Regions from separate parts of the Homo sapiens genome. Here region 1 is linked to region 2. Evidence: chromatin contacts called from ENCODE Hi-C data. All regions are on one chromosome and are shown on one strand. Each heading gives the region's core, a stretch centred on a gene start or an enhancer-like site at or near the end of the contact. The rest is flanking DNA. Distances are from core to core; before and after follow the strand shown.

Region 1 (2,893 bases), core at 271-2,770, 360 kb after region 2:
TGGGCTCAAGTGATCTTCCCACCACAGCCTTCTGAGTATATGGGACTACAGGCACGTACTACCACACCCAGCTAATTTTTTTATTTTGTAGAAACAGGGTCTCATGTTGCCAGGCTGTTGCCTCAAGCAATCCTCCTGCCTCAGCCTCCCAAAGTACTGGGATTACAAGCATGAGCTACCATGCCTGGCAGGAAATTATTTTTGAGAACAGAGATCTACTAATGCTTCAAACCTTTATGACCAAGAGTCATATTGTATGTTACTTATTTTTCAAACACCAGCTTGAACCAGGCATACTGTATTTTGTACTTGGCAATGCTCTATCAAAATTATCATTTATTTTCATGTGGTATCATGTTCATTTTACAGATGAGTTGGTTTAGCATTGAAATAGCAAAAGCATCAGGAAAATGTTGATGCTTCTGATGAACTTGCAATCTGTTGCAGAGATAAAAGTTTGTTTGATTAAAGATAGTTACTAATATTTTAGCACATGTAAATGATATAAAGGTAATTAAGAATATAAAAATGCTAAGGAGAGCAAAGCAAAACAGGGATCAGAATGAAATGGGATGGAAGATTTTCTGAGTGGGAGGGAGAAATTTTGAGGTAGTAAACATAAAGATTTGTGAGAAACGTGTGTGTGTGTAGGGAGAGGGTTTTTTTTTTTTGTTTTTTGTTTTAGGACAGATTCTCACCCTGTCACCCAGGCTAAAGTACAGCAGTGCAATCACGGCTCACTACAGCCTCAAACTCCTGGGCTCAAGTGATCCTCCTGCCTCAGCCTCCCAAGTAGCTAGGACTACAGGTACACACCACCATGTCTAGCTAATTTTTAAATTTTTTTGTAAAGACGGGGTCTCATTATGTGCCCAGGCTAGTCTTGAACTCCTGGCCTCTTGTGATCCTCCTGCCTTGGCCTCCCAAAGTGTTGAGACTATAGGTGTGAGCCACTACACCTGGCCAACTTGGGATTTTGAGGCTGTTTTAATCATTCGTACGCATCACTAAGCTAGTAAATGGTTTTTAGCAACATTTTGATCTGTTTTCAAAAACAAGTATAGATCCTCCTATTTCTGAATTAAGAATCAGGAAATTAAGAATTTACTATGTAACTCACCCTGTGACTATGAGAAAATCACATCCATCTTGCTTACCACATCAAACAGAATTGAATTAATTGTGCCTGTTTTCTTCTCTGTTTGTGTCACCTAGAAGGTATTGGTTGTGCTATTGCAAATGTTGTAGTATTTTGGTTGGATACTATATCAATGTTATGATGATATAGCATGAATATGATGAATAAACATGGTTTTCTTACTAAATACATTTGATGATATGTGTATTTACTTATTGTTACTTATGTGTATGTTTAAAGAACAAAGACTACAAATGCCTTGTGGAGAAACTAACCAATCTGGAAGGAATATACAACTCTGAGACTGAGAAACTACGAAGTGACTTAGAACGTCTTCAACTAAGTGAAGAGGAAGCGAAAGTTGCCACTGGGCGGGTCCTTAGTCTGCAGGAAGAAATTGCCAAGCTCCGGAAAGACCTGGAGCAAACTCGTTCAGAGAAAAAATGCATTGAGGAACATGCAGATCGATACAAACAAGAAACAGAGCAGGTAGGAATAATGTCCATATCCCCATCTACTCCGTACACAAAAGAGAGGTGCTGTCATCATGACTTGGTCCGTGTGACTCACTGTTGGTTTTATTAGAAATGCAGTACAAATTTTAGTTGAATTACTGTTCATTATTACTGTTTCCCAAGCATTTATTTCTCATTATCAATGAGTAGGCTGTAGGTCTTTTAGTAGAACTTTCTACTCTAATAAGAACAGAGGCAAAGCTGTATTTTTAGGAGAGAATGGCCAAGTACCTACTAACACTTGTATATTAAAAAAAAAAAAAAAAAAAAAAAGTCAGTCTGGGGCATAGACTCCTTTTAAAAAAAAAGTCAGTCTGGGGCGTAGACTCCTTTTTCTTCAGTAGGGTTAATGTGATTAACCCATTTATGCCTAAGGTTGCAATTTTTTGAATTGCAAAATCAGTCTTTGGCAATGACCTTGAGCAGTAGAATATAAATAACTCCCACATGCTTAGTGTTCTAATAATGGAACATTAGACATAATATTTAGTACCTGATGGTAGGGATCCTTGTTGAAGCCTGCATTAAGGCTGTATTAAGAAGTCCAAGCAGGAGAAGTCTAAATGTCTGCACAGTGATTGCAACCAACAGCTTTACGCAGATGGAACCCTCCCCACAAAATGCTTTCAGATTGACCAGTACTTGCACGCTTCAAATTTGTATTAACATATCAAAACTTTATTAAGTATAGAAGACATTAAGATTGTCAAGTAGTAATGAGATGTACTGCTGAAACATTTGTAAAAGTACCTCAACATTAGGCTTCCTGGAAAAAAGTAATCGATTTTCAGAGATTCCGCTGGTATTACCATCTTTAAATGAAAACAGAGTTGCCTGTGTCAGCTGTAACTGCTGGCAAGAATCCTGATATGGTTTGTCTGTACTGACTTCTAAATGTTAATATCAGCACATGCAGTGAGAACTACAGCAGGAACTTAGATGCAGGTCGGTTAGGATAGGGTGGCTGGTAAAATTGCAGTCCTTCCATGGCATTACAGGTTCCAGTAAAGTAATTCCTCCTATATCTCTAGATCTGTACTCTATATATAGAAACAGCAGTGCCAAAAGGTGAGATTCTTTTCTGTTTTATATAATGTTGTTTTGATACAGCAAGCTTGTTCTCTCAGAATTAAGACGTGCACTCAAAAAGATACTCTTGAATGTTTAAGATCTCTTTTCTTCCCTTTAAGTCTCCCCAAACCACGGAAGCTTTCCAGCTTCGGATTCCTCAGAATCTGTA
Region 2 (3,090 bases), core at 182-2,681:
AAGCTATCCTCTCGAGTTAGCTGGGACTACAGGTGTGCACCACCACGCCCAACTGATTTTAAAGTTTTTTGTAGAAATGGTCTCACTAAGTTGCCCAGGCTAGTCTCCAACTCCCAGGCTCAAGGGATCTCCCACCTTGGCCTCCTAAAGTGCTGGATTACAAGCATAAGCCACCGTGCCTGCCAAGAGACTTATTTAAAATACCAAGATTAACAAGTACCAGAGCTAGGACTTAAAGCCAAGACGTTGAGTAAGTCTATTCCCCCTTCCACAGTGCAGAAACCCATTCCAAACTCATGTCTTTTATCTGTGAAGGACAGGCTCAAAGGTGACAAGGATCTGAGTTGCATTTCAGCAGCAGATACCAAGGATTCCCTGATAAAGCTGAGTTTGCCAATTAGGCTGAACCCTCCCAGCCATGACTAAGACATATGAAATATTAATATGTATTTCAATAATGTTTCATATTCTGATTTTCCTAGGCGGGGAACTTCTGGTCCTCATTTCTCTACCCCACCTAACTAACCTTTTCTTTTCCCCAGTGGAAGGATAATTGTTGTGAAATGTAAAACCCAAAGTTTCTGACCAGAGCTTCCTGAAGCTTTTCCCAGAGTGACCTCAATCACTAGGCCTCAAACCAAACAAACAAACAAAGAAATCTATTTAAAGATATCCTTTCTACCACTCCTAATCCATAGCCTACTGCTAATGGACAGATGGGCATGGTGGTGCCTGCTCAGAGAGCTCCCCAGTGCTATCAAAATACTCAGTCAACGCTCACTGCCCAGCAGGCTGCACCTCCTCCCAGCCCACTCAGCAGAGCAGCCACTTGGAAGGATGTGTAGGACATGGCCTTCTGAATCAGCCAGAATCCAGCAGGGCTCCCTGGGACCTAGGCTTGAGGGATATTAGGACAGACAGGAATGAGCTTAAAGAGGCAGTTCCAATGGGAGCTGTTCCTGACTCTCAGGTCCAGGCCCAGGTTGGGGGCCACTAAGGGCAGCTGTCTCTATAGGAACCTCAAGGTCTAGTCCAAATCTTCCAGCCCAGGAAGCTGGAGCGCACCGATAATAGTTGGTTCTTCTCACTGGTTCCTCCTGAGAAAGGACTTCTTAGAAAAGAGAGACTCAGGCATGATTGAGGTTTCTATGCTTGGAGGGCCCTGAAGCCTCAAGTGACTTCCCTCTGCCTTCCCACCCAACAGGGAGTCTTTATTGTTCACTTTCATTCATAATATACTGAGACCCAGAGGGCAGGTTGTAGTCCTGGGACATGCTTTTTTTTTTTTTTTTTTTCCTGCTTTGGAACTTCTTGCTACATCTGCAGCTGAATGTGATAGGATCTGGGTAAGAGGGCTTGAATACTGTGATGCAAGAACCCTGGCTTTACATAACACATGTCCTGCTCTGCTGATGGTGCAAAACTTAATACAAGAACTCAACACCCACAAAGAGGTAACTCAAGAATCACAGCCATGTATGGCTGCAAACATTTTGATTTGCTGTAATTTCCTCTCCACACACCCCATCCCAGTTGTCAGTAATGACACTTGCTTCTGAGCAACCAGCACAAAAATGAAAATGTAGCATAGCCATGTTTATCCTGGTCTGGTAACCTTCAAGAACTCAAAGTTCAAGGAGAGGAAAAACACTGTTTTTTTAACTTCAGGGTACATCTTTTGCAAATAAAACTTTTTTTAGAGTCAAAATAACATTTTTACATGTAGCCAAATGGTATGGTTATATTCCTTTCTGCGTAAGGATTTTCTGGGGAAAAAATTAAATAAAATAATTATATTCTTTAATATATAATTCCTAATTAAAACTCAAATTTCCCAAATTGTCCTAAAAATGTCCTTTATACTTGGTTTCTCTAAACTAAGATCCAATACAAGACGATACATTGCACCTGTTTTTTAATGTCCCTATAGTCTCTCAATCTCTAACAGTCTCTTTCTGTCATGCTACTGACTGTTGACATGGCATCAGCTGACCTGCCAAATGCCAGGCCTCCTGGATGTGTCTAATGGCTTCTTAGTGATGTTATACAGCTTTTTCTCTATTCTTTGAATTTTTTGTAACCTGGAAGTTAGATCTAAAATTTGAGATTCAGGTAAACGTTTCTAAACTGACAGAATGCTAAGTGTATCTTATAAATGGAGAAAGTGTCACACGGAAAAGCTGAGTGACATAAATGATCATTATACAAGTTATATAAAGTATCAAACATGTATGAAACTGGTACTTCTCAGTTAGACCACATTTATCTTAATCTCATGAAACACAAAACCTACTTATTTATTCATTATATGAATGGAGTCTACTTAACTCTAACCTTAGAATCAAGTAAGTCACAAACATGAAATGTTTTGTATAGAAATCAGAATGTTACAGGCTTCTACAGGAAACTCCCTTGTGTTCTCTTGGGAAATGGATTTGTCTGTTTTTATTTTTGACTTACAACGCTATCCTGATCTCACTCCTCATTCTGGGCAAGGCCCAACCCCTTCTACTTTCACAACTGCTCTGCCTGGTCTCTACCTGCACCCTAAACCCATAAGGGACAAAAGCAAGAGTAGCAGCAACAAATTCAGGTAGAAGAAGCCTGGATATGTGAAGGTCTACCTTGCTCTCAAAGTTTATAAGCACTTCTCTTGGCAAAACTTAACTTACTCCTAAAATATTTTGCCAGGTTTTATTGAATAAATACTGTTTTATGAGCTTATCTCTTACTAAAGCAAGCCACCTTAAGGTGGCCTTGGCATTTTTTGTTTGTTTGTTGAAGGAAATATTGAGCCTCTCAATCATCCTTAAGCCAGGCCAGCTTCTACCCTCTGTTGTGGTGACCATGGAACACAGGGCAGCTGCTGGGAAGGATGAAATCCCTCTCCAAGTGCTAAGTTACCCTTGGAGCAAAAGCAAGGAGGCAAAAAGAGGGAGGGCTATAAAGGGGTATATATTATACATATGCCTGAATATGTACAGAATATTTCGGGAAGCCCAGATAAGGCTGCTAAGTGTGATTGCTGGGGGATGGGGGTTGGCGAGATGGGGAATAACTGGGGTACTGAGGATACTGGGGAAGAAGAAG

The links. A loop is a pair of places that touch in the nucleus more often than their neighbours do. Pooled maps may share reads with other maps.
Region 1: a pooled map shows a loop between it and region 2 (2.9-fold over the local background). The contact joins two enhancer-like sites. A Hi-C loop is called at or near these places in 1 of 37 single-sample maps with no recorded cell type and 8 of 50 pooled maps.

Annotation. Positions count from the first base shown.
Region 1 is chr15:52,368,903-52,371,795 of GRCh38, reverse strand. MYO5A (myosin VA) reads left to right here. Exons shown (of 42, transcript NM_001382347.1): 22 at 1,379-1,627. Among named protein-coding and RNA genes, the nearest start is that of MYO5C, 75 kb to the right of the region's middle. Within about 2 kb of position 1,520, at least 3 of the 41 ENCODE cell types and tissues checked have a DNase peak (open chromatin) inside an H3K27ac peak, as active enhancers do.
Region 2 is chr15:52,731,657-52,734,746 of GRCh38, reverse strand. No RefSeq gene overlaps it. Among named protein-coding and RNA genes, the nearest start is that of ATOSA, 54 kb to the right of the region's middle. Within about 2 kb of position 1,431, at least 7 of the 41 ENCODE cell types and tissues checked have a DNase peak (open chromatin) inside an H3K27ac peak, as active enhancers do.